Regions from separate parts of the Homo sapiens genome. Here regions 1, 2 and 4 are each linked to region 3. Evidence: chromatin loops called from intact Hi-C (ENCODE). Cell type or tissue: sigmoid colon. All regions are shown on one strand. Links, peaks and the distances in the headings refer to the core of each region. The heading gives the core; the rest is flanking DNA.

Region 1 (7,548 bases), core at 1-5,000, 180 kb before region 3:
AAACAAAAGCAAGCCTGCTTTCAAAGAGAAAAAAAAAAATTTAAGAAAGTTTTGGGAAGCTGTATATTCAATTGAAGACAAAGATGGGACCAGGAAAACACAACGCATTCTGTATTCCAAATTAGTCAATGGAATAATATCGCCAAGATATTATTAGCCTTTTAGACAATGTGACAGTCATTAAAAAAAATTAAGAAACCTGTAGAGTACTTTATGCTTACACTTCAATTAAAAAGACTAGCATTAAAAGATGTAATGCTTGAACAATAGTATTCCACAGAGATGAGCCCTTTAGAGGGAAACAAGAATCCTATAAATTCTCAACACAAGCCTAAAAAGTAAACCTGATGTCATTTATGTCTGCTCATTGGTCCTCAAAGAAAATTCATGTCAAAATTTAAGCTTCCACTCATTTTTCAAGTACAAGGTAGGTTTAGGTGCCTTCCATCCAAACCATTCTACAAATAATTATTCCCCATTAATCCTTCCTCTTTCCATCAAAACAGTGAGTAAAACACTGTCTTGCTATGTTAGTAATAAATGTGGCTTCCATTAGGGTATGTGGTTGAGCCTCAATTTCCTTGACTGTAAAATGGACCTAAAAATGCCAGCCTTCTAAGACTGTTACAAAGATAACGCAAGTTATGGTGAGCAGAGCACCTAACTCAGCACTGGGCATACACTGCTTTTGGTTTTGTTTTTTTTTTGAAACAGGGTCTTGCTCTGTCGAACAGGCTGGAGTGCAGTAGCAAGATCATGGTTCACTGCAACCTTAACCCCTGGGTTCAAGCAGTCCTCCCAACTTAGCCTCTTGAGTAGCTGGGACCATCAGCGCATGCCACTATGCTCAGCTGATTTTTTATTTTTGTAGCTGATCTTAAACTCCTGGGCTCATGCAATCTTCTCACCTGGTCCTCCCAAAGTGTTGGGATGGCAGGTGTGAGCCACTGCACCCAGCCCTAGTGCTTTTTAGTGTCCGACAACATAGTGGAAATTTGCTGTAGAGGATCTGTTTTGTAATAACCATATCCCCACTCCAGCTAGCTGTGTATCACGCATTGGACAGCTAACCCGCCACCACCAATGTTAGCTCTAGGAGTGAGCCTTGTTTGGTTCAAGCCAGTCAATCACTTTTAACCATTCTCGTGGCCCCAGTGATGCATTCAGGTATGGGCACACTGGCCAGTCAGAGAGATTCTTCTTCCTTCCTGAAGGTATTAGACAAAGTGGAAGCCTCGGGGGGTGGTTGAGGACCAAGTAAGGGATTAACAGAGGACCTTAAAATTAGAACCAAAGCCAGGGGGACCAAAAAATCAATTCTGTTGACAAAATTTAAACTCTGCCAGCCTGGGTAACAAGGCGAAACCCTATCTCTACAAAAAATAAAAAAATTAGCGCGTGTGCCATCCTGGCTAACACGGTGAAATCCTGTCTCTACTAAAAATACAAAAACAAAATTAGACGGGTGAAGTGGCGGCACCTGTAGCCCCAGCTGAGGCAGGAGAATGGCGTGAACCTGGGAGGCGGGGCTTGCAGTGAGCCGAGATGGCGCCACGGCACTCCAGCCTGGGAGACACAGCGAGATTCTGTCTCAAAAAAAAAAAAAAAAAAAAAAAAAAAATTAGAGTGTGTGGTGGCACACGCCTGTAGTCCCAGCTACTTGGCTGGCTGAGGTGGGACGATAGCGTGAGCCAGGGAGGCTCAAGTGAGCCGTGATTGTGCCACTCCACTCCAGCCTGGGCAACAGAGTGAGACCCTGTCTCAAAAAAAAAAAAAAAAGAAAAGAAAAAGAAAGAAAGTTTAATAAAATAACTAAAATAAAATATTTAAACCTTCGACAAAGCTGATTTGAAGCTAGCCCTCTCTGAGGGTCTATTTTTACTGGGATCAGTTTTACCTGCTAAAGCACATTTTTCTGTCTTTTGTACCAAAGAAGATCCTCAAATGACACCCATCGTATGCTTTAAACCATCACTTGAAATCCTGGTCATAAATTTCTCCATCCATAAAAGGCCATTGTTGTACTAGAGCTCTCTTAACCCTGGGCTACTTTAAAACCAACCAACCAACCCTATGCCTTGGACTTCACCCCAGACACACATATACATCACAATGTGGTATAAGGAATTGGACTTGAGCAACAGGACTGCCTGTCTAAAGGTAATTCACTTAAGACAGAAGTAAAAGGTACGGTTCTGCTACATACGACAAGAGGTAACAGAAGGGACAGGGCCATCCCAAGAAGGTAGGTTAATCTTATCTTCCTCACACTACGCAAAGTATTGAGGTACAAAGTGGGTTTTCCACAGCAAGGTCAGCATGGGCAGGAAAACTGGCTTCTAAAGTACATGCTGCATGGCGTATGAAGGGCTCTAAGCTCCCTGGAAATAGGGCACAGGCATATTCCTGAACTACTACTGTCAACCTACCACTCACAATGGAAATCAGCGCATGGTGTGTGTTCATCAACAGTGAGGGAATGGCAGCCAGGTGCGAGGCTCACGCCTGTAATCCCAGCACTTTGGGAGGCCAAGGTGGGCGGATCATGAGGTCAAGAGATCGAGACCATCCTGGCCAACATGGTGAAACCTCGTCTCTACTAAAAATACAAAAATGAGCTGGGCATGGTGGCACGCCTGCAGTCCCAGCTACTCGGGAGGCTGAGGCAGGAGAATCGCTTGAACCCAGGAGGCGGAGCTTGCAGAGAGCCGAGATCACGCCACTGCACTCCAGCCTGGCAACAGAGCAAGACTCCGTCTCAAAAAAAAAAAAAAAAAAGTGAGGGAATGAATGAACACATGAAAGATCAAAAAGCTGATGGTTTCTGTGTTCTAGAGGGTAGTGATGGTAAGAAAATGTGTGTGTATCTATGCATGTTATGTACCTGTTTACATAAGCCACAGGCAAAACCACCACCCAGAACCTCACTGACTCTCTAGCCACTGCCCACCTATCACAAACAGCAAGCATTTAATACATGAAGCAAAAAGAAAATGGCCCTGAGTAACCAATAAGCAATTCTTTAGGAAGGCAATTGTTCAGAAATGAACAGGGCAGGACTTTTAACCTCAGCACCACATTTTATTTTTTAACTAGATAAACTACTCATTAAAGGTGACTATATTTAGTTTTCCCTTTTGTTCCATCTCTGTCAGTAATGTGTGACCTCTCCCCCTCCCCTATCTGTAAGAGCATAATCAAGTAATGTGCCACATGATAAAATTTCAGTCAATGAAAAACTGCATATATGATGCTGGTCCCATGAGATTATAATAAAGTATTTTTTACTGTACCTTTTATGTGTTCGGATATGTTTAGATACACAGATACTTACCACTGTGCTACAATTACCTACAGTATCCAGGACGGTAACACATTGTACAGGTTTGTAGCCTAGCAGCATTAGGCTACACCATATGGTCTAGGTGTGCAGTGGGCTGGCTATTCCATCTAAGTTTGTTAAGTACACTCTATGATGTTCGCACAACAAAAGCGTCTGAGGACTAATTATCATTATTACTGGCACTCACATAATTTAAAATAAGACAACACTTTAAGTCCTCTCCTCAAATGCATTTTAATCGACGATGCTGTGATTTTTTTTAAAAACCAACTTTTAAAACTATTATTTGAACAGCAGTCAAAAAGTATATATAGAGTATATTAAGCAACTTAATATTTTATTGGCAAGGAGCAGTGATTTGCAAATAGAAACAGTCTGTGGTTCCCAAGTAAAGATACAGAGTCAGCACACCAAAATTCAATCAATTTTAATACTCTTTGTACTCTTCTAAGCTCAGACAGACAACCAAAGGCGGTGTGGCAATGATATGGTATGGCTATGAATCATGCTATTGATTTTCAATATCTTCTGTGCAGAAAATTAAATTATGCAAATGAATGCCTTTACGGATCCTCACCTTAATGTGAAATTGCATACTTGCTTATGTCAGCAACTTAATTACACAATTAAAAATGGAGCATGCTTATGAAAATATGTAGTTTCACTCTTCAGAATAGACAATAAGTGTAAATCTGCCTATGGTTATCATGTGAATAACAAGAGGGAGGACATGGTGTTATGCACACATATATTCTACCAAGTGTTACAGCACCAAGCCCACTATGGTTTATGGAGGGGAAGTCGTTTTTCAGTGAAAAGCTTAGGAGGACTTTTAGTCATGTTATAGCACAGCGAGAAATTGGAATATCAGTTATGTAAGACACAGAGAAGCCCAGCAGTATATGCTGTACATTGCTGCATTCTCCTCCTCAAAGAGGTCATCTCTAATGACATTTTAACCAACACACACACACACACAGACACCCATGGCCTGACAAACCTGAGCATCAGGAATATCACATTTAAGTAGTCTGAATAGTGTAATAATGAAATGGGTTTAGAAAGGAAGAATACAGTGACTCCCATCATACAGGAAAATCTGAGTCTCTCGATTTTGACAAGGTAAGAGTGGAGATTTCAAAACCAATAGTATTAACTAGCCAATGATGCTTACGTCTCACTCAGCAGGAGGAATCTTAAGTCAAGTTGGTTGCTAGGCAGAGAGCTGAATGAGTGACAGGTATTTTCATCAGGGAGTTTCCATAAACTCTGTCTCTTCTCAGAACTTCTACTGAGCCTACCTCATTTCCAGCCCGAAGCAAAAAAAGATAAAAATATTACCAGACCCGCTCTTTTCCGGTTAGCGCGGCGTGAGAAGCCATGAGCAGCAGTCTCTCGCAACACCCTGTACGAGGCGGTGCGGGAAGTCCTGCACCGGAACCAGCGCAAGCGCCGCAAGTTCCTGGAGACGGTGGAGTTGCAGATCAGCTTGAAGAACTATGACCCCCAGAAGGACAAGTGCTTCTCGGGCACCGTCAGACTTAAGTCCACTCCCCGCCCTAAGTTGTGTGTGTGTGTCCTGGGGGACCAGCAGCACTGTGACGAGGCTAAGGCCGTGGATATCCCCCACATGGACATCGAGGCGCTGAAAAAACTCAAAAAGAATAAAAAACTGGTCAAGAAGCTGGCCAAGAAGTATGATGCGTTTTTGGCCTCAGAGTCTCTGATCAAGCAGATTCCACGAATCCTCGGCCCAGGTCTAAATAAGGCAGGAAAGTTCCCTTCCCTGCTCACACACAACGAAAACATGGTGGCCAAAGTGGGTGAGGTGAAGTCCACAATCAAGTTCCAAATGAAGAAGGTGTTATGTCTGGCTGTAGCTGTTGGTCACGTGAAGATGACAGCCGATGAGCTTGTGTATAACATTCACCTGGCTGTCAACTTCTTGGTGTCATTGCTCAAGAAAAACTGGCAGAATGTCCGGGCCTTATATATCGAGAGCACCATGGGCAAGCCCCAGCGCCTATATTAAGGCACATTTGAATAAATTCTATTACCAGTTCAAAAAAAAAAAAAAAAAAAATTCCAGACCCAAAGGCCCAATTTCTTCCTATAAAAATGTCCTAAGAGTCACCTACTACTGAAGATATCAACGCAACTGTTTCCTACGTGCCTCATTTAATTTCCCAGAGCCACCGGACATAGTTTATAAGAATAAATGTTTTTATTCCAGAATAAAAAAGCAGATGTGTATCCCATCTGCCTTAACTGTGTCTTCGGGAGGATTCTGTGTAATCCTTACTCTCAGTGTTTCACAGAAATATTGACTTCCGGGGAAAAAAAGACTTGCAAGCTGTGTTAACTCTTCTGTGTTAATTTGCAGTCTAAACATTTTTCATACAAAGAGCCCGGCTCCTCTGAATACCACATGAAACAGCATTCGTGACATAGATGTTTTTTCTTAAGTTTTACTCTCAGAGAGATGAAAGGGTCACTGAGTCTATATTGAATATGAATAAATGTTGTTACATAATATATCCATAGGGAATATTTTTCCTACAAGATTGCAAATTCATGATTGAAATTAGAGTACAATGAATGTCTTACTGTTTTTGACAAAGGTGGTCCATTTACATATAGATTTGTGTATATGAATGTCAATGGAAGTCTGAGGTGTCCACCAAGAAAAGAAGATACATGGCCACAAAGGATTCCAAAATAACCCCGGCATTCATCCACAACACTGGTTCATCTGACTGTATTGAACCAGCCATGTCGACTTGACCTCTGCTATGTCATTATCTCCTACAGGGAAAAGTGATTATATGACAAAGGTTATGCAAAGGTGAAAGCAGAGTAAGTCTGTGATGAGAACATCCCAAAGTTCCATCTACAATATGGCTGCACATCCTATGATCAAAGCAAAACAGCGTAGTAACACATAAGGGTATTTCTCATTAACTGTATGTCCAATTCTAGGTCATTCCAAAGGACTTAGAAGCCTGGGAGAATAGGTCAGCTTCCATATAAAATTGAAAACATCAGAACAAAGAAATTCTGGTTCTCCAGTGCCAAAATGAAAACTACTTAGGGTGATGGGTGGGTGGTTCTCATATACAGAGTCCTAGTTCTTCTCCCAGATATACTGCCAAAACATAAGCCAACTAAAAACAAGCAACAGGCACTCACATTGTCAAATCTAGAACGAAGATATCCAGAATGGCAGACAAGCAGTTAAGTAGGTTGTTTATATCTATTTTAATGGCACATCAACAAACAAATTAAAGATCCCTCAAGGATGGTGAAATCTCCATTGAGCACAATTTTCTCTAAATTTTAAAGAGCATTTAAGAACATTAAATCCCACACAATAGTCTAAAATGAAAATCTTTTTTTATGCCTACAATGGGCAAAAGTATCAAATTAAGTTAAAAGTAATTAAATATTCTGATCAACCTCTCATTTCCTTTGTGCCTGTATTTCAATCAATTGTAGTAAAATGTGCTCGGTGAGTGTCCCAAAAAGTAAAATGAAAAAGTGTGTTCCTTTGTAAGCACTGCATTATAAATGGTCCTTCTAGTTGTTTGTAATACTGAGCTAACCTCAAATACAATAGATTATATTACACTAGATTCCCTATTTTATCATATTCAAATATACTTACTGTTTCAACTATAAAAAGTTTTTTTCATCACCTTACATGAATAAAGAGACCTAATATAGAGCCATGATGTTTTTTAAGTAAAATAAAGTACTGAAACTCAGAGGCAATTCAAGGGAAAGAGGAATCACACAGCAATGTCGTATCCTAGAGGGAAAAACAAACAGAAAAAAAAGCATTGTAAAAATGAGCTATAAGCCAGGCAGAGAACAAAATACTGAAGTCCTCTATTATTTTACTCTTAAATAGTGTCAGTTACAAAGGGCAGAATCTATTAAAAAAAAATAAATAAGGGCTAAAATGGACAAAACATTGGAGTCATTCCTCTGCCATTAACTCTGTCAGTTTTAAAACTTCAGAAATTAAAAAATACACACTTTCCAACAGATCTCAGAAAAGATACACTTATAAAACTGATTTATAATGGAGCTCATTATACATTTGTGATGAAAATCTGAAAAATACCATGGTTCCCTCTTTCTCACAGGCACCTTCCTAAAAAAATTTGGGCTCACGGCATCAAATATCAGACAGAAATAAAATG
Region 2 (8,096 bases), core at 2,223-7,222, 85 kb before region 3:
CCAGCCTGGGCGACAGAGTGAGACTTTGTCTCAAAAAAAAAAAAAAAAAGAAAAAGCACAGGTAGCCTTCCTTTGTCAGCAGCATAGAAGGTCAACCCATTAAGCCCTGGGCTGCATACAAGAAAGCAGGATAGAATTATATTATAGGCCAGGCATGGTGGCTCACGCCTGTAATCCCAGCACTTTGGGAGGCTGAGGCGGGCGGACTGCCTGAGCTCAGGAGTTCAAGACCAGCCTGGACAACATGACGAAACCTCATCTCTACTAAAAATACAAAAAACTAGCTGAGCATGGTGGCACATGCCTCTAGTCACATCTACTCAGGAGGCTGAGGTATGAGAATTGCTTGAGCCTGGGAGGCGGAGGCTGCAGTCAGCTGAGACTGCACCACTGCACTCTGGCCTGGGGGACAGAGTGAGACCCTGTCTCAAAAAAAGAAAGAAAGAAAAAAGAATGATATCATAAATATATATTCACCTAACAACAGAGCCTCAAAGCATATGAAGCAAAAACTAACAAAATTCCACCTATATCTCCTAAATGTGCTATGAAGACTTGAGAACGCACATCAATTATCTAGCATATGGGTGCAGGGGGTGGCGGGCAGGTGTTGGTTAAAGCACAAGAGCAGCCCCATTCTCTTGAATGACTCCCACATCCCAGACTCCACGGTAAATGCTATTCACACACGATTCATTTCTCACCACAACACTATAAGGCACAAGAGTAAACTGAGGTCCGAAGAGATTAGGTAATTTGTCAAAGTCAAAGTGCCCTGGAAGGGCATGTATCTCATGTTCCCTCTATGCCTCTCAGATGTGGCACTGGGCTTCCCCTGGAGCCATCCATGAAAAACAGGACAAAAAAGACACCTAACAGATGATGTACCTTAATTAGCCTTACATGTTCCCTTACAGTTCCCCGCGCCCCCCACCGCTCCCCGCTTAACAACCTGCACACATGCTGCTTCTAGTAGATTCTGATTCATGCTGATTTCACTAGATAACTGGGAACAGTGTGGGCCAAGGTGAATTCTAATCTCACAGGCGAGCAGATTCTAGAGCCTCCCTTTCATAGAGGCTGGGCCCTTATACAGGAAGAGGTTACCCTGATGAGCAAAGAAAGTTGAAAGGGCAGGGGACAACACATCTGAGAAAATGGCAGGGCACGACGAATCCTAACAAAACAAAGACATATGCAATGATTTAGCTACACATACGCAGCTGGACTGTAAGATCCATGAGGACAGGGATCAGCCTTGTTCACTGTTCTATCCAAGGTACCTGAAGCAGGGGTGCCTGGCATACAGTCTCATGTACATAAATACGTGAGGACTAAAAGCATTATTTAGAACAAAAAAAAAAATGAAAACAAATAAAATGTCCAACATTAAAATGACAGAAAAGTAGACACTGGCCCATTTATGGAGGATCACTATTGCAGCTGCTAAAAATGACAAGGAACAGGAGACAAATATGCCACCCATTATGAACCATGCTGGAAAAAAAAAGGGGGATAATTTAAAGAAATGGGGAAATGTTCACAATATAAAATGAAAAAGTAGATTGCATAACATCAGTCACAGACAGGATGTCTTGACTAACCCTATATGTACAATACGTCTTTCCTATGTGTAATATGTATAGAAAAAAAAAACTATCAGGATGTAGTGACATTAAGTCACATTCATCTCTACATTGTGAGATGATTTTTTAAATTGTCTCTTCTTTTGGCTTATAAGTACTTTTAAAAAAAATTACTTTTCCCTTATCTTATATGTACTTATAAAATGTTCTGCAATGAATACAAATCTGTTGTTTGGCATAATTTCTACCCCCATGATATCTGGTGGTTGTAGTGTAAATCTCCACTCCATAGCATTTTGATACAAAGATTCTGCAGCTGCCAAACAGGCTTCTGACCCTTCACCCAGTGACAAATAGCTGGCAGTTACATTAGAAGAATGGTTCTCTATTAGGGGAGAATCCCCCACTTGCCAGAAGGCATTTGACTACCCCTGGATGTTCCAACTTAGGAGGATGCTAGTGGCATCCAGTGAGTGGAGGCCAGGAATACTACTACACATCCTACAATGCACAGAAGAGCTCCAGCAACACAGAACTATCGGGGCCCAAAAATACCACTAGTGCTAAGGTTGAGAATCCCTGTTTAAAATGAAGAGCCTGAGGATGTATCTTAAATATAAATAAGAAAAGAAACATTAACAACAATATTAAAATATTGTAACTAGAGGAACAAGGTTCTAGAAGGGCAGAGAAGGGGAACATTTGCTCCACTGAATATCCCTTAACCCTAGCCCAGTCCATGACCCAAAGAAAGAGCTCAACAAGTGTCCTGGCCATCAGGGAAAATAGATTGCACCGTAGAGGAAATTCTAATTTCAGAGTCAGGCAGAGGTAAACTTGAAGATCAGCCCTGTCAATGGCTAACACACTCCGCATCTGCAGAATGAGGAATAGAGCACTATTTATTTGATTCTTCATTTTATTTTTTATTTACTTACTTTGAGACGGAGTCTCGCTCTGTCTCCCAGGTTGGAGTGCAGTGGCGATCTGGGCTCGGTGCAACCTCCGCCTCCCAGGTTCAAGCAATTCTCTGCCTCAGCCTCTCAAGTAGCTGGGATTACAGGCATCCACCACCATACCCTGCTAATTTCTGTATTTTTAGTAGAGATGGGGTTTTACCATCTTGGCCAGGCTGGTCTTGAACTCCTGATCTCGTGACCCACCTGCCTCAGCCTCCCAAAATGCTGGGATTACAGGCATAAGCTACTGCGCCTGGCCTACTTTTATATATATATTGAGATGAAGTCTCGCTGTGTAGCCCAGGCTGGAGTGCAGTGGTGTGATCTCTACTCACTACAACCTCAGCCTCCCAGGTTCAAGTGATTCTCCTGCCTCAGCCTCCCGAATAACTGGGACTACAGGTGTGTGTCACCATGCCCGGCTAAGTTTTGTATTTTTAGTAGAGACGGGGTTTCGCCAGGTTGGCCAGGCTGGTCTTAAATTCCTGACCTCAAGTGATCCACCTACCTCGGCCTCCCAAAGTGCTGGGATTCCAGGCGTGAGCCACCACACCTGGCTATTTGATTCTTACATGACTTACATGGATCAATATATATAAAGCTTCTGACACTCTCCAAGGTACACCAGAGGTGCAGTATTCACTGGTGGCCTACAAAGTAACACCCAGAAAACTTCCAACATGGTGCACGGAAATTGCTTAGCTTCAAGCTCAACACCAATGAATCCAGGTCAATTCCCACATGGACCCATTATCATCTTCTAAAGAAATCTGTGTCTCATGAACTAAGTCTAGCCCTAAGGCTTCATCAGGCCCGTTCAGGATAAACAACCACTAGTCATGAGCAACTGTGTGAGCATATAAATCAATGGCTGCTATCATCTATCACTAGTATTTTCTTGTGAAACTTAAAAAAAAAAAAGATTATTAACAATGGGACAAAATGTCAACGACAACTTTTTTCTTTAAGTAGAGATCCAAAGGGATAAGATTACCTCTGCTCAGACTGAAATCAATACACAAGAACTTAATCAACTAAACCCTACCAAGATACCAGATGGTCTCTTAAGTATTTTGGGATTTTTATCTTACAGCCAACACACCCATCTGGTAGTATATAGAAATTATGTTTTTCCTTTAAAAAAAAAAAAAAGAGAAAGAGTGTCCAAATACATCGTGTAATTGAGGTTGATGAACAGGGTTCTAGAAGTGTAGGCAATGAGGAAAAAAATATAAACATACACACAGATAAATGTGTAATTTATCGGAGCCATTAGAGTCAGCAGAGTCATATAAACTTTTACTAGACAACTCCACAGCAAAAAATATAGGTTCAAATTGCTGAATCATTGTTCACATGTAAATAGGATTCCTAAAACTTTTATTGGTAGTAAAAATTAGTTTACATCATAAAGTAAACAAGAAAAGCAAGCTATAAAACCAAACAGTGGTAAAAGACCCTCAAATGACACATTTCACCAAAAAACTCATTTTGCAAATCGAGAGTTAAACAATTAAGTGTTTGAAAATGCTTACATTTGAAAATGAAAACCATCACATTAATAAATTTTAAGATAAAAGTTGACTGTGCGTTTGATGAGGAAGTGTGTATTTGATTAAATCTTCACACTAGTGTTAGGAAACATTTATTCCATGGAAAAGAGCACTCTGGTTAGAAACACATGGGCTCAAACACAAAACTTCTTTCTTACTCAGTTATCATCCTGAGGTCTACGGTCTTCCCTGTGAAAACCGCAGGCACATCCAATGGTTGGATAACTATTGCATCCTAATAAAATCAGGTGCCAAGTTTCCCTTCTCCTGGCCGGGACTCAATCTCTTATGAGCTCTTTTTTGGCTGCTTCTCAACAGTTTTGTGCGGAACTCGTCACTGTGTTCTTCGAACATGAGTCTCATTCCACAAAAATCTTGTACTACACATTCCCACTGGTGTTCCTAGGTGAGTGGCAATGGTAGATTCTGTAATACCTCGCTGGCATTCAACATTTTTAGGATCAAGGTACATGGTGCCCCCACCCTTGGCTTCCTTGATTTGGTTTTGTAACCCTTATGTATTAAAAGATAATTTCTCAGCAGCCGTGTACAGCTCTGGTTTTCACACATTCAATATGTATCACTGCATTTGTACAGGGGAAAAAAAGTACCAGGCTTTTTAATCCCTGGTGCTTATGGGTTTTATTTTTCCTTCTGGGAAGAAAAGGTGGAAGAATTAAGGACAAGGAGAAATCGAGAGAAACCAGAGACTCCCCTTATTAGGTTTAGCAGTAAAACTCAGTGCCCTGTTTATTAGGACCTTCAGGCTACCATTTGTAAAAGATGTTCTTGATGGTCTGCTTTCCACCAGCAGATTATAGCAAGTCTGTTGAAATAATGAGCTCAGGGACATAAGGCAGGATTCAAACCCCAAACCAAGGCTTTACCAATTTCAAGCCCTGTCATCAGCCACATGATCTTGAGCAAGTAACTAAAACTTTAAGTGTCAGTCTGTGCATCTATACGACAACCTATTTCTAAGAGGAGCCAATGTAATATAAGCAAAGTGCCTTGCATTATACTCAACACAATAAATCCAAGTTGTCATATTATGCTGATTTAGCCCTGCTGTGATTTGAAGCCTGCATGTCTCCTCCAAAACGTAGGTGTTGTCAATGTGATGGTATTAAGAATCGGGATCTTTACGAGGCAATTAGGCCATGATGGCTCCTCCCTTGTTAATGAGATTAAGAACCATATAAAAGAGTCTTCAGATAGTGTTTGGTTCACTTGTTTTTCCACTTCTGCATGAGAGGTCACAGCATATCTTCCTTAGAGGATGCATCAATAAGGTGCCACCTTGGAAGCAGAGAAAAACCCTCACCAGACAGCTGAACCTGCTGGCACCTAAATCTTGGACTTCCCAGCCTCCAGAACTGTGAGAAATAAATTTATATTGTTTATAAATTACCAAAGCCAGGCACAGGGGCTCATGCCTGTAATCCTAGTACTTTAGCAGGCTGAGGTGGGAGGATCACTTGAGCCCAGGAGTTCAGGACCAGCCTAGGCAATACTGTAAGACCTCATCTCTTAAAAGAAAATAGAAAAAGGAAGGAAGGAGGGAGGGAAAGAAGGGAGGGAGGGAAGTGAAAAGGGAAAAGGGAGGGAGGGAGGGAGGAAGTAAAATAAATTAACCAGTCTCCGGCATACTCGTGTAACAATGAAAAACAAACTTAGACAAACCCAAAGTTAACACTAGGTTTTTTAACCTTGGTAATAAACTCACATATGACTGTTCTTTGACACTGCTATACTATATGAAACGTCTATTTGCTTCTTCACTTTTGGATTTCCTGAGACAGCTCAAGGAAAAGGCATTATTTTTTCATGTAAATAAATAATTGCTTCAACAAAGATCAGAATCTTTAAAGTGGAGATTGCCTCACCAGCAGCCCCCAACCCTCATTACTTTTCTTATTTGGAGTTTGAAATATACACGGAGCACAGAAAACATTCTCTTGGGAAACATTCAAGCAACATGCCATTATTCTTCCAATACAAGGTAATAGAACCTAATAGAAAAATGTCTGCCCTCTCTCTCTGACTGTATTACAGATGGCAGCCAAATGAGTGTGTGTTCTGCAGCAGAAAGCCTGGGAAGTGCAGGCATTAGACGTTCCCTTGGTGCATCAGCCTGGGGTCACCCCACTCAAACACCCTGCATTTAGCTGCCAACAAAAAATGAAATGCCTTTGTCTCAGGACAGAGGAACTGAGGTATTTCAAGATGTGTAATTCCAAAAGAAAACCTCTCTTTTGCTGCCCAGTTTTCATTTCCCCTCGGGTGAAAATGTGTAGCCTGGTAGGAGCAAGCTAGGTGTCTTCCACCTGGATCCTTGGTGCCTATGTGTGAAACACAGGAAGGCATTCAAGGCAGGAAAGAATGGGGTCCTGGAGGGATGCCAGGGAATCCGCAGAAGTTAGGTGCTGCTAAGTCCAACTAAGATGCAGTCATGAGACCTTATGAATGAAACAAGGATTGCCTGGGTAACGAATGGACAACTATGTTAACGAATCTCCTAATATGTTATTTTAATCTCAGAGTGTCTTCATCACCATGGGGGTCCACAACACCCTGCAGTAGTCTCCTTTACTAATTCCACTGTCAGGATATTCTCAGGTGACAATGCATAGGACTGGTTTAATCAAACATGAAGCCTCCACTTATCATGAAGTTGCAGCCTGTCTTGGGCTTCAGGCATATCAAAAGCAAGACAGAAAAATAAAACCCAAGAGGACAGAGGATTCACGGATGGGTACAAGGGAGTGTCAGTAGATAGACAAGCCATAACGGGCCTCACAGGCCGCAATCACAATCAGGACACTTCGTAAGGGAACATCTCAAGGCATCAAGGGCACCAAACATTCAGTGGTTTCAGAAAAGCAGCACCAGCTCCAAGGTCAGAGTTTGAATTGCTAACTCTTTTTTTTTTTTTTTTTTTTGAGACGGAGTCTCACTCTGTCACCCAGGCTGGAGTGCAGTGGTGTGATCTCAGCTCACTGCAAGCTCCGCCTCCCAGGTTCACACCATTCTTCTGCCTCAGCCTCCCAAGTAGCTGGGACTACAGGTGCCTGCCACCACGCCCGGCTAATTTTTTTGTATTTTTTAGTGGAGACGGGGTTTCACTGTGTTAGCCAGGATGGTCTCGATCTCCTGACTTCGTGATCCGCCCGCCTCGGCCTCCCAAAGTGCTGGGATTACAGGCGTGAGCCACTGTGCCCGGCCAATTGATAACTTTTAATGAGCTGGATGAACCTGAACAATTACAGGATCATCTAGCTCATTAATCGCACATACCATGTGGCTCAGTTTCCTTCTTTAGAGAAACAATGGTATTGACCCTCCTTTGGGGAGTTGTTATGAGGCTTAAATTAGATAGTATGTGTATGGTGCTTAGTATAATATCTGGCATGTAAGAAAACTGCAATTCCTCTTTTGTTTAAAAATTAATCCAGATAATGGTGTGAAAGACGGTAAAATGAAAGACAGGAAGAGCTGTTCAAACACTGCCAATTCCAGTTATCACGTGCTTAGTAAAGGAGAATAGTCTGGCAGTTTCCCATAAAACTAAATATGTACTTACTATACGACCCAGCAATGGCACCCTTGAGCATTTATCTCAGAGAAATAAAAACTTAGGTTCACTCAAAAACTATGTACACAAATGTTCATAAGCAGCTTTATTTGTAATAGCCCCAAACTAGGAAAAGCCCAGATGTTCTTCAACAGATGAACGGATAAACAAACTGCCACATCCCTACCATGGAATACTGCTCAGGAATAAAAAGGAACAAACAACTTGGATGGGTCTGGGGAGCTACACTGAGTAAAGCAAGCCAGCACCAAAAGGTTATGTACCGTATGATTTCCTTTATATAATGACATTCTCGAAATAACAATGGGTTAGTAATTGCTAGAGGTTAGGGATGTGGGGGTGGCTATCAAGGGGTAGCATATGAGATCTTTGCAGTGATGGAACTGTCCTGTATCTAGATTGT
Region 3 (5,000 bases), core at 1-5,000:
TTGTATTTTTTGTAGAGATGAGGTCTCACCATGTTGCACATGGCTGGTCTTGAACTCCTGGGCTCAAGCAATCTGCCCACCTGGGTCTCCCAAAGTGCTGAGATGACAGGCATGAGCCACCATGCCCAGCCTACATTTGATCTTTTAATTTTTTTTTTTTTTTTTTGAGACAGGGTCTCACTGTGTCACTCAAGCTGGAGTGCAGTGGCATGATCACAGTACACTGCGGCCTCAACCTCGTGGGCTCAAGCAATCCTCCCATCTTGGCCTCCCAAGTAGTGGGGACAAAAGAGTGCACCCAGCTAATTTTTCTTTTATTATCTGTAGAGGCAGGGTCTCCCTATGTTGCCCTGGCTGGTCTCGAACTTCTGGGCTCAAGTGACCCTCCCGCCTCCCAAAGCACTGTGATTATAGGAGTGAGCCACAGTGCCCAGTTTTATCTTTTAATCATTTGCACAGGCAACCTCATTCTGGGACAAATTCAGTGACTATTGCCAAATCCCACAAGAAGCCCTCACAGAGCAGGCTCTTCTCAGCCCCTCCTGAGTCCCTCCTGAGCCACTCCCTCTACCTCGTCAGTGGCTGCTTAACCTAGATCAAGCTCAGGTGGAAAATTAAAGGTGGGGAGCAGTGTACTCCTTGGCTTCTATAATATTAATAAAACAGCCCTTTTATTCTCTAAACAGGATACAGCCGAAAACAGTTTCAGTGACCACCACCCAACATCTAACAGAGGTCAACTCTGAACCAAAGCAAACCAAGGGCTAATTTCTGGGCACCAAGTGCTTTAGAGGGAACTTCAGATGCCCTAAATTTTTCCCATAAGCTCCGGGTTATGGAATGTGACCACATGAAATGTAACCCAGGATGACAGTATTAACTACAATTGTTTAAATCTCTTAATTCAGAATGTACGCATATTGCAATCTTCAACCTGCCTAGAAATGGCATTTCATTGTCCCACATGCTGAATGGAAATCAAGATTTAAAAAGAACAAACAACGTGTCACTGTAAAAGCAAAGTGTTAAAGCAACAGCCCAGTAGCAATGTAATCCCAGCACTCTGGGAGGCCGAGGTGGGCAGAGCACCTGAGGTCAGGAGTTCAAGACCACCCTGGCCAACATGGCGGCACTCCGTCTCCACAAAATTACAAAAATTAGCTAGGCATAGTGGCACGTGCCTGTAGACTCAGCTACTCAGGAGGCTGAGGCAGGAGAATCGCTTGAACCTGGGAAGTAGAGGTTGCAATGAGCTAGGATCTCACTACTGCACTCCAGCCTGGGTGACAGAGTGAGACTCCATCTCAAAAAAAGAAAAGAAGTCTCCAGGAAAAGGCAGGGAGACAAGGGAGTAGGAGAGGCTCCTGAGTAACTACTCTAGGGCATTTTAAGTGATCTCACGTGAATGCCAAGGAAGTTACTTTCAATCAGCACACAGGTGTATAACTGATTCTACTCTGTTAACTTGGGAGCTGTTTAGAATAGAAAGGCAAATCTGAAAGGGCTGTTTGTTTTGCTGCATTAAATCATCAGCATTCGCTGGATCGCTTCATGTAAACAACAACATAATCTTTTATTCAGTGAAAACAGGTCCATAATTAATGGGAGATACTCAAAGCTTCACTATGGAATAGTCACTTTTCCCACATCAGCCAACCCTTCCTATGACCTTTCTTCTTTCAGCAACAACAGCAACTTCCCCTATTTCCAAAAGGCCCTGTTTATGCCTATCTTTATTAGTGTTTTAAGTCCATCAACCCTCAAATGTGAACACTGTTTAGAAGGAAACATCAAAGATTTTATTCCATAACTGTGTCAAAGGAACCCAGTTTAGAGACTGGGTAAAGATTCTTCATTTTCAAACATGATACATGAGGGAGAGGGAAAAAAAACCTGTACAATCTCACACCCTGTAAAGAGAAAGATTGCTGATTTCCAAATATTACTTTTGCCTTTTCCTAAGGCCATAACGGATGCCCATCAGAACTAAAGCCCGCACATGCAAATAAAATAAGAGACAGCTTAGAGGGAGATTCATGATTCACCCGACATTAATCATGGAGCCTCCAATTCTGACACATCCAAGGTACACAGCTGAGCTTATCCATCTGAACTGTTTCCAATGGCAGCATCCTAGATATAATGTAATTACAATACAAAACATATCAAAACCAGAGTTTCACTCTGAGGGCCGAAAGACAAAAATCAATTAAAAAAAAAATCTGCTGAGCTTGAGAATGTAAACTAGATAAAAGGTTAACACTCTGAAGTAACATATTTTATACTGTGTCAGAGGCAATTAAATTCCCAGTGATTGGAGATATGTATCAGAGTTTGAATGAACTATGTGTAGGATTTGCTTTAAAATAATAAGGTGTTGGGGAGGAAGAGATGAGAGAAGATTGAGTTGTGAGTGTTGAAGTTGGGTGGGGGATCCATTATATTTTGCTATTTTTGTAAACGTTTCTACAGTGCTTTATAAAGATGTATATAGCAATGTAATATGCCTAATATCATGTTTGGTAACACTCTTAGCTTTGCACTTGGAAAGCATCACTTGAAGCATTATTAACCCTGAATGGATCCCAAACCTGCCACACTGCTGTTCAAAGACTAAAATCCACTGTTTCCAATCCACTGGGAAAAAGCTCATGCCAGGGCTGTGTTTCCAAAACCCTGCCCAAACTACAGCTAACCCATATCCTGAACAGGAGCTGAGAACTCAAATGCAACTGAAGAGTTATGCTGAGTTATGATTCTGAGAGGAAACACAAAAATACTAAATAAAAAGGGATTTTGGCTAAGACCTCACAAGGACGACCCTACTCCAAAACAGAAGCATTTTTATCCCTCATGTCAAACAGATAAGCGCTTTCGAGGTCATAGCAGGCAAGAAGTAGGGGTCCCAAGGCTAACTCCAGCCCCCAGCGGGTTTCGAGAAAGCCAGGAGCAGCATCGCCAGGCCGAGGCCGCCGCCTCGCGCCAAGGCGCGTCTGCAGCCCCAGAGCCTGGGAACCCGGGCACGCGCGCCCCATCCCTGAGGCGTGGAGGTGGCCGAGGCCGACCAGTGTGGAGGTGGCAGGAGCCCCACCAGTGGCTCGGGGGCGCCCCCTGAGGTCCAGCGGCGTCGCGGCAACCTCGGAAAACGAAAAGCCAGCGTCTCCCAGAGCTCTGATATTTTAACTTTACCTTGCTCCAAAGCCTGCTGCTCCCTCTCGGGCTGCACTTTTCCAAACCAAACCGCCCTCTTCCCTGCGCCTCCCACCACTGTCCTTTCCCTTTCCCACACCCCTCGGCTCCCGGACCAGGAAAGGGGCTATTTACCTCGCAGCGTGGGCGCGAAAAGAAAATGAGAAGACGAAAATGGTCCAAGCCCCACGAAGGCTGGTTCCCTGGCAGTCCCATTTTGGATCTCAAGCTTCCTCACACACCAGGGAAAAGAAAACCACGGTCAGCCCACTGACTGCATCCCCGAGCGCAAGAAGGACAGAAGTGGAATTGGAAATTCCTCTAATTTGCAAGGCAGCCCTCCACGACCTCCCACTGCACCCATTAAAGAGTGGCCCTCACAAAGCTCAACCCCTGTGTGCACCTGAGCCCGCTCAGTCGTCAAGTCCGTGGTAAAGCAGGGGAGACTAGAAAGGAGAGATGATTAACCCAAATACTGAGCAGTGATCTTTTAGTGAATGAAGGCAGCTGTTTCTAAGGGGAGATGTCCCCATGGCCTACACTACCGTAGAGGCCGTAGAGGCAGGACTCCAGTGGGCAAACCCCAGGCCCCAGTGTCCTACCGTAGAGGCAGGACTCCAGTGGGCAAACCCCAGGGTGAGTGTGGACGCACGTCCTAGCTCGGCCTCCGAGCTGCGTTTCTGGGCTGGAGCTCCGTGCCGCTCCGCGGGCAGGAGGATGCGCAGAGAGAAAAGGGGGTGCAGAATACCAGACGGTGTTTTCCCTTTCTGCCCCTCGAGGCCATCCCCGATTCTGCAAAGGGGGCATTCGCTGCCAGTCCCCCGAGGGGATCCCCAAGGGCGACGAGGGCTCCCGCGCGCCCTGCTCCGGGTCGCACGACGGGACTAAGGGACCCGCTGCACCAAAAACGGGCGCTCCAGCCGCCCGAGGACAGGCGTCTGTAACCAGGCAGAGCGGAGACCTCGGGGCACATTCCTCTTTTTCTTGATTCAGATAACCTCCACCTCCGGGTATGCAGGAGTTGATGGATGAGAGGGCAGAAAAACGGGGAATTCTCTGTCCTTAGGGGAGCGAGGGATGAAAAGCAAATCACCCCTTCTTCCAGCCCTTCCCCGGGCTAGGGCAGGACTTGGCCTCCACCCCAAGGGACAGCTACGAGGGAGCTCGGGGCTGCTGCCCGGGGGACCTGCAAGAGAGGAGAGGGAGGCAGCTGGCCTCTGCCCTCCCCAGGGGAGAGAGGAGGGGGAACTGCCAGCTGAGAGCTGGAAGTGGAGGGTCGCCGAGCCGCACACCGTTACGTGCGGTGATTTATTCTTATCAACGGCCAGTATTGTTCCTGTCTTAACCTGGCCAGAAAGGAGCGAGACTGGGTCTGCCAGCCGCGAACAGCCTGCAAAAGGGCAAAGATGAAGGTAGGCAGGGCGCGCGAGACAGGAAAAAAATCAGCCCCGGCGCGAACAGCAACCCGGCCGCCGAAACCGCCCCGGCCGCCGAAACCGCCCCCGCCCCCTCCCCGCGTCCAGACCCAGGCAATCCAATCGAGCAGAGCAGCGGAGGGAAAGGGCCACGGGCCGGGGCTAGGGGAGACACGGATCTCTCCGAAACCGCCTGCGCCCTGCCGTCTCACTGCGCCCAAGGAGGCTGCCTCACGCCGGCACCGAAGTGCTGCCCGCGCCCCAGCCCCCAGAGAGAGGGAGGACGCCCCCGACCCAGAACGCAGGCTGCTCCCCACACATCCTCAGTCCTCCGCAGCCAGCCTCCGACTTCCATTCCCCGAAACCTAGCCCTCCCAAAGGGATGGAGAACAGCAA
Region 4 (8,096 bases), core at 207-5,206, 240 kb before region 3:
ATAATGCATATTGTCTTTGTTAATCAGGATATGAAAGCTGAAGTTGTGTTTTGTGAAAAAGCAGATCATTTTCCAATATAGAACTCAGGCATGATGGAATGGACACTTCAATGAAATTCAGCTTTGGTCAAATGGAGGGCAAGTTACATGGCCCTAGATGCAACTAATTCATTTCCATCATCACTGTCCATTCTGGCTCTTGTTGGTTTTCTGGCCAAAGAGCAGACATATTAGTCAACTTGTCTGCTGTGTTGGTCAGATTTCTACTGCAACAATACTGTGGGACCAAAAGCAAGAGGGGAAAAAAGGATTTTGGTATTGAACAACAGTAGGCATTTATTTCTTGCTCACTGGTGTTTGGGTACACTGGGTGACTGAGAGTTAAGCAACAGGTTGGGGCCAGGAAGTTCCACCTGTGAATCTAGGACATGCTTTTCTCATGGTACCTAGCAGAACAGAGAGGCCAAGTAAAGTCATGCAAGCACATTCAAGCACTCTATTCATGGGCCTTCCATGACATTCCACTGACCAAAGAGCATCACAAAACCCAGCCCAAAGTTCAGCCAGAAGTGAGATGTCCACAGCAGGCCTAATTGGGAGGCACAGCAGAGTCACAAACTAAAGGGGCTGCTGGGCTATGACAGGGAGAAAGTGTCACATTCGAACAATCATCAGGTCTACCTCACCTGGGCTGCCACATTCACCCTAACCTGCCCTCCTGGTGACAGCCTTGCACTCCCCAACACAGGTAGGCAAGGGGGAACCCTCATTGGCTGGCAGGTAGCCAATCAGATACTCATTCTTACATCATATGATGTCACCTTGATGGTGGAACGCTAAAGTAAAAGCCCACAAAAGCAAATTCAGCTACCCTCATTACAACCCTTCTTAAGGACTGGATTCTCCATTTGTCCCGAATTACTTATAAAAAATGCCTATTCATTCTAATTAGTTTCTTTGGATCTCCATGACTTCTCTGTCAAAGGCCATTGTAGGGACAATTGCATTACACAGACAGAGCTGAGAAGAGAAATCTGTCCAAAAGAGGTAGGAGTTGGGTGGCCAAGAGTAGGGGTGGGTAGCCAGACCTGGGAACTTGTCTTCTAGCTGGGTCTGCATCATAAACACACTGCTGCCTTTATTGAGGTCATATGCCTATGGAGCAGATAAAGAGGTTTAAACAATGCTAAATAAGGTATCCCTTCGCACTGTCGTTGCTTATACAGGGCACCTAAAAAGAAATCATTCCTTTAAGCTTGTTATCTGGTTCTTGTCCATTCCTCTCTCATCCTTCCTTACCTCAGATTCTTAGGGTTTTACTGTCATCTTCCAAATCAATGATTCACTGATCAATACTTTCAGTCCTGCACTCTAATCCTAAATTACTCCTGCCCATGCATCACTTCTTCCTGGATATCCTACCTGCACCCTAAACTCATTTTTGGTCTAGAACTGAATTTGCCAGCTTTCATACAAACCTCTACCCTTTCCTCTATTCTCTGTACCAGTCGTATTGTTCTTATTTTATCCTGCACTCCCTGTAGAGTACACTTTGGCCTCCAACATGCTATTATGCTCACAGTTGCAAGTATCACTGGCTTCCTGGCCACAGACCAAAAGCCATTTAGGCTGTGCAGGCACAGCCCACTTCCAGCTACAGAGGCTCAACAGGCTAAACAGTTTCCCAGCCCCCCATTGCAGCTATAAGGTGGGCATGGCCACAATTCCAAGAACACACCTGAGGTGAAGTATGCAATGGGACTTCTGGGAAAGCTCTGCCTCCCTGATACAGGAGCTGGGGGAAAACTGTTCTGCTTAATCACCTTGAAATCAAGAGAGCACAGAGCTTCAATAGCTGTGCACCCGCTCAAAAAGCTTCCGTGGCTCTCAACTGTCAAGTGAATAAAATCTAAGCTCCTTAGTTCAGGATTCAAATGCCTTAATTATCTGGTCCACATTTATGTTTCAAGTTTATGTCTTTCTATTCCCCTTCATATTAATACAGAATAACTATATTATTTTCTTTTCAAGCTTACAACGTGCCAGATAACCTGCTAGGTACATGACATATAGTATTCACTGTCCACACTGGCCCCTATGTGGTCAGTGTTATAATACTTATTTTACAGAAATTAACAGGATCAGAACTCAAATGTAAGTTTCTCTCCATAAAGCCTCATGTTTTTCAACCCTTATTTCTTGGGTATCTTCTGTGTGTCAGACACTAGTACACCATACCACTTCCTCTTCCAGTTGGATTTTCTATCTGTCCCACTCCTTTAGGGTTATTCTTCTGGGCTCAGCTCAGAAAACTGTTTCATGGGCAATGTCTCCCCTCAAGATGCAGCAAAAAGCCATCAGTGATCACATTTTTCTCTGAAAAAAGAGTGCATCTTTATTTTCTTCTTTTAATCCTTCCTACTTCTAGTATGGTAATATAATTATACCTTACTCCAAATTTGAGGATGCAAGCTCTTGACTAAGGCAAAGTCTGCTGCTTATTCATTTTGTAACTTTCCCCCACTAACCTCCCCCACCGTGATAATAATAAGAAACAACAGTTACTGGGCCTTCACTATGTGGAAGGCAGTGAACTAACACTTTACACATTCTTTTACTTATTCTTATGATAACTCTATGGATTATATTACCCCCATTTTACAAGAAAAGAAAAAAATGTGGCAAAGTTAAGTCATCTGCTCAAGGTCACAAGCCTACTAGATAGCAAAAACAGATTAAATCCAACAGGTTCAGTAGAAATAATTTTTTAAAAATTTTAATGGTATACTACACCTCAGTTTTTATCAACAAAGATACAAAAGGTCTAAACTTTAAAGCACTTGGATCAAAAGGCCCCATTAGGAGTTGACCCAAGTTGTAAAGCCTTTTTTACTGCCAGATTTGAACAACGGGGATGGGTTTAAGAATAACCTTCACTGAGCTTCTCTGGCCAAATTCTGTGTGGGAGGGCAGGAAAGGGAGGAGTTTAATTCAGTATTATCTAGGCCAAGGGATCCGTGCCCAGTGCAACGTATGTGCCAAAGATTTTAGGCCTAAGTTGAAATCTTTGTGCGATTTTGCGAAAGGGATGGTGTGTCCTACATAATTAAATGTGCCTTTAGAGCCAGTATCATATTATGGAATTTGAATGGCTTATATTCAAAGAAATTGATTCCTGCCTGGGAAGGTTATGATGAGGTTGATAACTTCTTTTACGGGTTCCCAAACTGGACCAAGAGCCCACCTACATATGATTTATCTGGGGTGGATGAAAAAAAAATGTATAGATTTCACAGTTAAGGAATAGGGGTGAGTGCCACGTACAAAGTTCACCAGGGGTTTCTGATGAGCTGCAAGATTTGAGAGCCACTGGATTCCAGTTCACTCCACATCTTAACAGCTAACACCTTTGTAACTTCTCCACTTAAAAATAACCAAACAAAAAATCGGAGGGTTTTCTCCTAGTTTCTGGCTTTAGTTTCCAGTAACTGCAATTTTAAAAAGTTCCAGATGATGATTCTTAGGTCTCCTTCAAATGTGGTTACACACACAAAAGGTCCAATCCTAAAGAATCCACTCTCTGGATTTCAGTAATGCCTATTGAGTTTTGTTTGTATAACAATATCAGCTCCGTGCCTGGATAGGATTACACAGAGTCAGGGAGAGCAAGCACGTTCTGAGGAAAGCAGCTTGCCCTTCAATAATCTGATAAACAGGCGTTAACAGAAGCACCACAAGTACTGGATGCCCCGGTCTGCGAGCCTTTGTTGAACCATATGTCAGAGTGCTCCTAGCTCTGCAGAAGATCAAAAATATGGTTGCCCAGTTAAAAGTCATTCTCTGAGCTGCTTTGCAGGAACAAGAGGGAAAGGAAGGGCTTTGCTTATAAGAATGGAATAAATAGTCTCAATATACAATTTGACATCTGAAAGGGCAAAAAAAAATCATCCCAATACGATTCAATAATACATATTTACGTACACACACATACCCTTACATGAACACATTTATGATTCTGTTATCAAGATGGCATTTACACAAGTGTACATATGTGTATATATGTTATTTTCTAGCAGTCTTAGATTATTCCAACAACTTGAATCATTATCAGCTAAAAAATAAAGAAAAATATAAAATTCAGCTAACTACTGGAACTTGCACTGATCAAGACCTCTGTCACCAAATTGACCACAATGTTAAAATACACATCAGCTTCTACATGATGAAAGAGGAATCAAGAGGGAGTAAAAGAACAACGCACAGCTCTCAGGGTCAAAACTAAGTTCTGACAATGTCACTGGCATACCATATACGCTGGCCCAGAGACAGACCGGATGTAAACTTGAGTAATGACAAGTAACTTTAATTAAACTCTCCAACTGCTTATACGTCTGATGAACTTCAAAATGTACTTGCTCATCAAGTTAGGGTCTCTCAGAGTGGTAATCCTTTCTTATCAATCTTTGACAAACTATTAAATTTCCCATTTTTCCCCTGACCAATGGTAGAATGCCCTCTCTCCTTGTGATTTACAAGTCGTCTCAGAAATTAGAAAATGATGTACAGCTAGTGCAATTCATTTTAATAGGAATTTGAATGGCTTCTCTTTCCCTTTTTCGAAATACAATATCCTGAATTGTCCTCTCCGTCCATGTGATAAATCACTTGGGTGCAGAAAATGAAGAATTTTTAAATGGCAAGATAAAAGGCATGATTCTGTATTCTCTGTTTATGAAAGGGCTGCTCTTTGAAGTGACAAAAGCTGTGGTGCTGCTGTGTTTCCACCTGTAAAACTCCTATAAAATTTAATAGAACTTAGAGGGGTACACAAGCCACGGAGTATGAAACCTAATTTCCATCCCAGTTCATTTGATTTCCTAAAATTACATCAACAGCAAAATCAGATAGATTGTAGACACTGGTTTTATGAGGCTTCTAATAGGCAAAACTCTTATTTCAGTATTTAAAGAATAATTACCACTCTGTAATTCAGCCATGGGCCCATCGGAGCCTATTTCTGTCATCTCCTTTCATTTGCCAATAGGTATAACCAACACAGGTTTGCTAACTACCCTATCACATATTTTAGATAATTTAAGAAGAAAAAAAATGATATTCACTAAGATGCAATATAAATCCAGAAGTACAAAAATCACAAGAAAATCCACAAATCAGAAACCAAAAAGACTTAATCATTAAATTCAATTTTCCACTCACTGTATCTAAAATGAGCCACAGACCCGACAGGGCATGTGTATTCAGAACCTGGATAAGGATGATGGTGAAATGAAGTCTTTAACCCATCCATTACAACTACCTTTTGAATCATTCCAGGGAGGCTTTACCTACATGCACTTGTGTAACAGATCTACAGATTCTGTAACTTTAGAAACTCAACTTTCTTTCTCGCCAACACATTATTTCCCACAAGGTTCATTCTAAGATCATTCAATCAAGTCAGGCTTGCTATAATTGGATTCTCCCTCTCCCCCTCCCTCCACTTTAAAAGACCAAAATGATAACACTGAGTTCAGGCTAAAAATGGTATGCAAGTTTTGGAAGAGACCTAGGCACAAAAAATTATATTTAGTATATTCGATGCTTATCAATTCAACAAAAATCAGCTACAAAGGGCCTGTTCCAGAACTTTAGCAATCATCCCACCAAATTAGGTCACCATATACTAAAATCTGACAGAGGTTTGTGCTGTATTTTTCTTAAATGGCAAAGAGAGAATATGATCGAGAGCTTAATAGAAAACACAGCCCACAACATAAGAACAAAAGGTCAAGTCATATTTTGCAAACTCCAAGATTTGTAAATCCATCTCCCTGCCCCACTTCACTAACATCTACCATTCTCAAGAAATCACATTACACTAAAAAAACATGAGTTTTGCTCTAGGTAAGAATGACTAAAGGGAAATCTCCCTTCTGTCCTTCCAATCACACAGTAAATACAGCACAAGATTTAATTGCAGTTTATACCATCATACATCCCAGTGGGGTGGCTCATCTGAGAGCTGAATCAGTGACGCCCTTTAACTTAGACTCCATGACCTTCTGGGTTGTGGTAATTACCCTAACCCAGAAAACAGTCCTCAGAGGGAAATGTCATCAGTGGATAACTTGTGCCATGGGGCACTTTGATTTTTTTTTTTTTTTTTTTTTGTCTTTCCCATTTTCGGGAAGAGTAGGCCTGGGATTTGTTTTAAAAGGTAATTTATTATGAACATACTGCATGGCTTTTGCTTTGGCAGCGTTTTTCTTTTCTTGAAATAAAGAAATAAGGAGAAAGACACATACAGGCCACTGTTTAAGCCTAGAAAACATCCCTTATGGGAGGGTTTCTTAACCTTGGCACTATCAACAATTCAGGACAGAACATTCTTTTGTGGGGACAGTCCAGTGCATTGTAGAATGTTCAGCAGCATCCTTGGCCTCTACCCACTAGAGGCTGGTAGCTCCAAGTCTTGCTGTAACAACCAAAAATGTCTCCAAACATTGCCAAAAGCCCCTTCTGGAGTAAAATAGCCCCAAATTGAGAACCACTGCTTAGGGAGGGGAAAAAAAGAAAAAAAGTTCCCTTAGAATGATGAAGGTCAGCCCTGGCAAGGTCAGAGAAGTGGTGCAGATCCACCCTGCCTCTGGGTTTCAGGCGCCTGTGTCCTCATCACCAGTGAAGCTGGGAGCCACCATAAACAGGAAGTACATCAACAGATCTTCATCTTAAAGGATCTGTCAAACTCTTTGTAATGTGCTATCATAAAACTAAAACTCAAAAGAGGAAAATGCCTGTGTCTGCAAAGGGGGGAAGAGAGCTGGCATTTATACATCAGGAAGGGGAAAAATCCTATGCTTCAAAACTGCTGCACTGGCAAATGCCTGATGCTGTGAGGCCTATTTTTAAAAGGGGGACCGGGGGCACAAAGAAACAGAAACGTGAACTTTTGTTTAATGTTTATAACATCTTCTTTATCTCTTTGACACATCAAGGTAGATTTTATTTTTTTTTTTTTTTTGGAGAGAGAAAGACACAGGAAAAGAAAAAGTAAATCCTACAGTAAAAATAAAGAATAAGCATAGGACCAAGTGAAGTTAACAATCAGCACTTTTATGCTATCCTTAAACAGAAAGACACTGATGAGACAGATCTATGTTAACCCTTTCATACAAAAGGTTGCCGAATACAGTCTACCACAATGTACCATTGGAATAAAGAAGGTTCCGGTTCCATTTGGGGATATAAAAGCAAACCAAGCCTGGCAGCTTGAAAGCTAAGATTTGAGATTACATCCCTTTACAAAGAAATTGGTTACTCAGGTGACAGAGCTCACATCCCAGTAAGGAGGATACAATCTAGTTCTGACTATTAACTCCAGATTGCCCCTCCAAGTCCACATCTTTCCAGTAAGAGAACAAAGGTAGTTCTGGGCAGTCACATCTTTATCCATCAATCTTAAACAACAATGGAGACCTGAGATTAATACTGACTTGGCTCAGGGTAATTAACACTACTCTGCTCCCCTGCTTTTGTGTGAAATATGCTAGAAAACCAATAGAGAGGACTGCAGATGTTTACTTACAGAAAGCCCAAGGGCATTTAAGTGACCAAAGCTTTTTCCCAGGAGCCCTGGAAATTATTTTTCTTTACTACGAACCTGCATTCCACTCTTTCTCCATGAATGAATGTGGTCTTGTTTGATCTAAGCATTTTCCAGAATATCCCTCTGAACCATAAATCAACTCTAAGGGAAAGGTAGTGATTAATACAACAAATGGATCTTGCCATGGTAAATTTTTCATACCTGACAACTATGTCCTAGAGCAAGTATAAAAGACCCTAGCGTTGCAACTTTTAACTATCCAAATACTTGGTAATTATTCTAACAGACCCAGAAGACCCATGACAAATAGGTATTTTTCAATCTCTTGAGGAAGAAATTACTTTTGAGCACCTGAAAGCTAGTATATGGTGGTGTGTCACCCAGTGAGAGAGCCCAGCCAACCACCAGACATTCACATTTCAACATTGTTTTATTGTAAAAGTGCAACATTCAGGAAGCAACAACAACAACAAAAATCCTTTGGGGGAAA

What was found. A loop is a pair of places that touch in the nucleus more often than their neighbours do. Peaks named below come from ENCODE experiments on the same cell type or tissue, not always from the same donor. Only the 100,000 strongest peaks of a DNase experiment are listed, where the experiment ranks them.
Region 1: it touches region 3 in a loop (2.4-fold over the local background); 8 of 110 quality-filtered maps call a loop at or near these places.
Region 2: it touches region 3 in a loop (9-fold over the local background); 6 of 110 quality-filtered maps call a loop at or near these places.
Region 4: a loop joins it to region 3, with 4 times the contacts of the local background. A loop is called at or near these places in 14 of 110 quality-filtered maps.

What each region holds. Positions count from the first base shown.
Region 1 is chr3:61,740,282-61,747,829 of GRCh38, reverse strand. The region is part of intron 1 of PTPRG (protein tyrosine phosphatase receptor type G); the gene reads right to left. It also overlaps the pseudogene RPL10AP6. Among named protein-coding and RNA genes, the nearest start is that of PTPRG, 180 kb to the right of the region's middle. In sigmoid colon, for the core only: no CTCF peak of the experiment used is centred there; no DNase peak of the experiment used is centred there.
Region 2 is chr3:61,646,736-61,654,831 of GRCh38, reverse strand. The region is part of intron 1 of PTPRG (protein tyrosine phosphatase receptor type G); the gene reads right to left. Among named protein-coding and RNA genes, the nearest start is that of PTPRG, 89 kb to the right of the region's middle. In sigmoid colon, for the core only: no CTCF peak of the experiment used is centred there; a DNase peak (open chromatin) is centred at 4,361.
Region 3 is chr3:61,562,832-61,567,831 of GRCh38, reverse strand. All of the region lies in intron 1 of PTPRG (protein tyrosine phosphatase receptor type G), which reads right to left. Among named protein-coding and RNA genes, the nearest start is that of PTPRG, 3.8 kb to the right of the region's middle. In sigmoid colon, for the core only: a CTCF peak has its summit at 3,111; DNase peaks (open chromatin) are centred at 3,071, 4,381 and 4,661; H3K4me3 peaks cover 2,539 bases; H3K27ac peaks cover 359 bases.
Region 4 is chr3:61,803,605-61,811,700 of GRCh38, reverse strand. The region is part of intron 2 of PTPRG (protein tyrosine phosphatase receptor type G); the gene reads right to left. Among named protein-coding and RNA genes, the nearest start is that of PTPRG, 250 kb to the right of the region's middle. In sigmoid colon, for the core only: no CTCF peak of the experiment used is centred there; DNase peaks (open chromatin) are centred at 1,620 and 3,000; H3K27ac peaks cover 1,426 bases.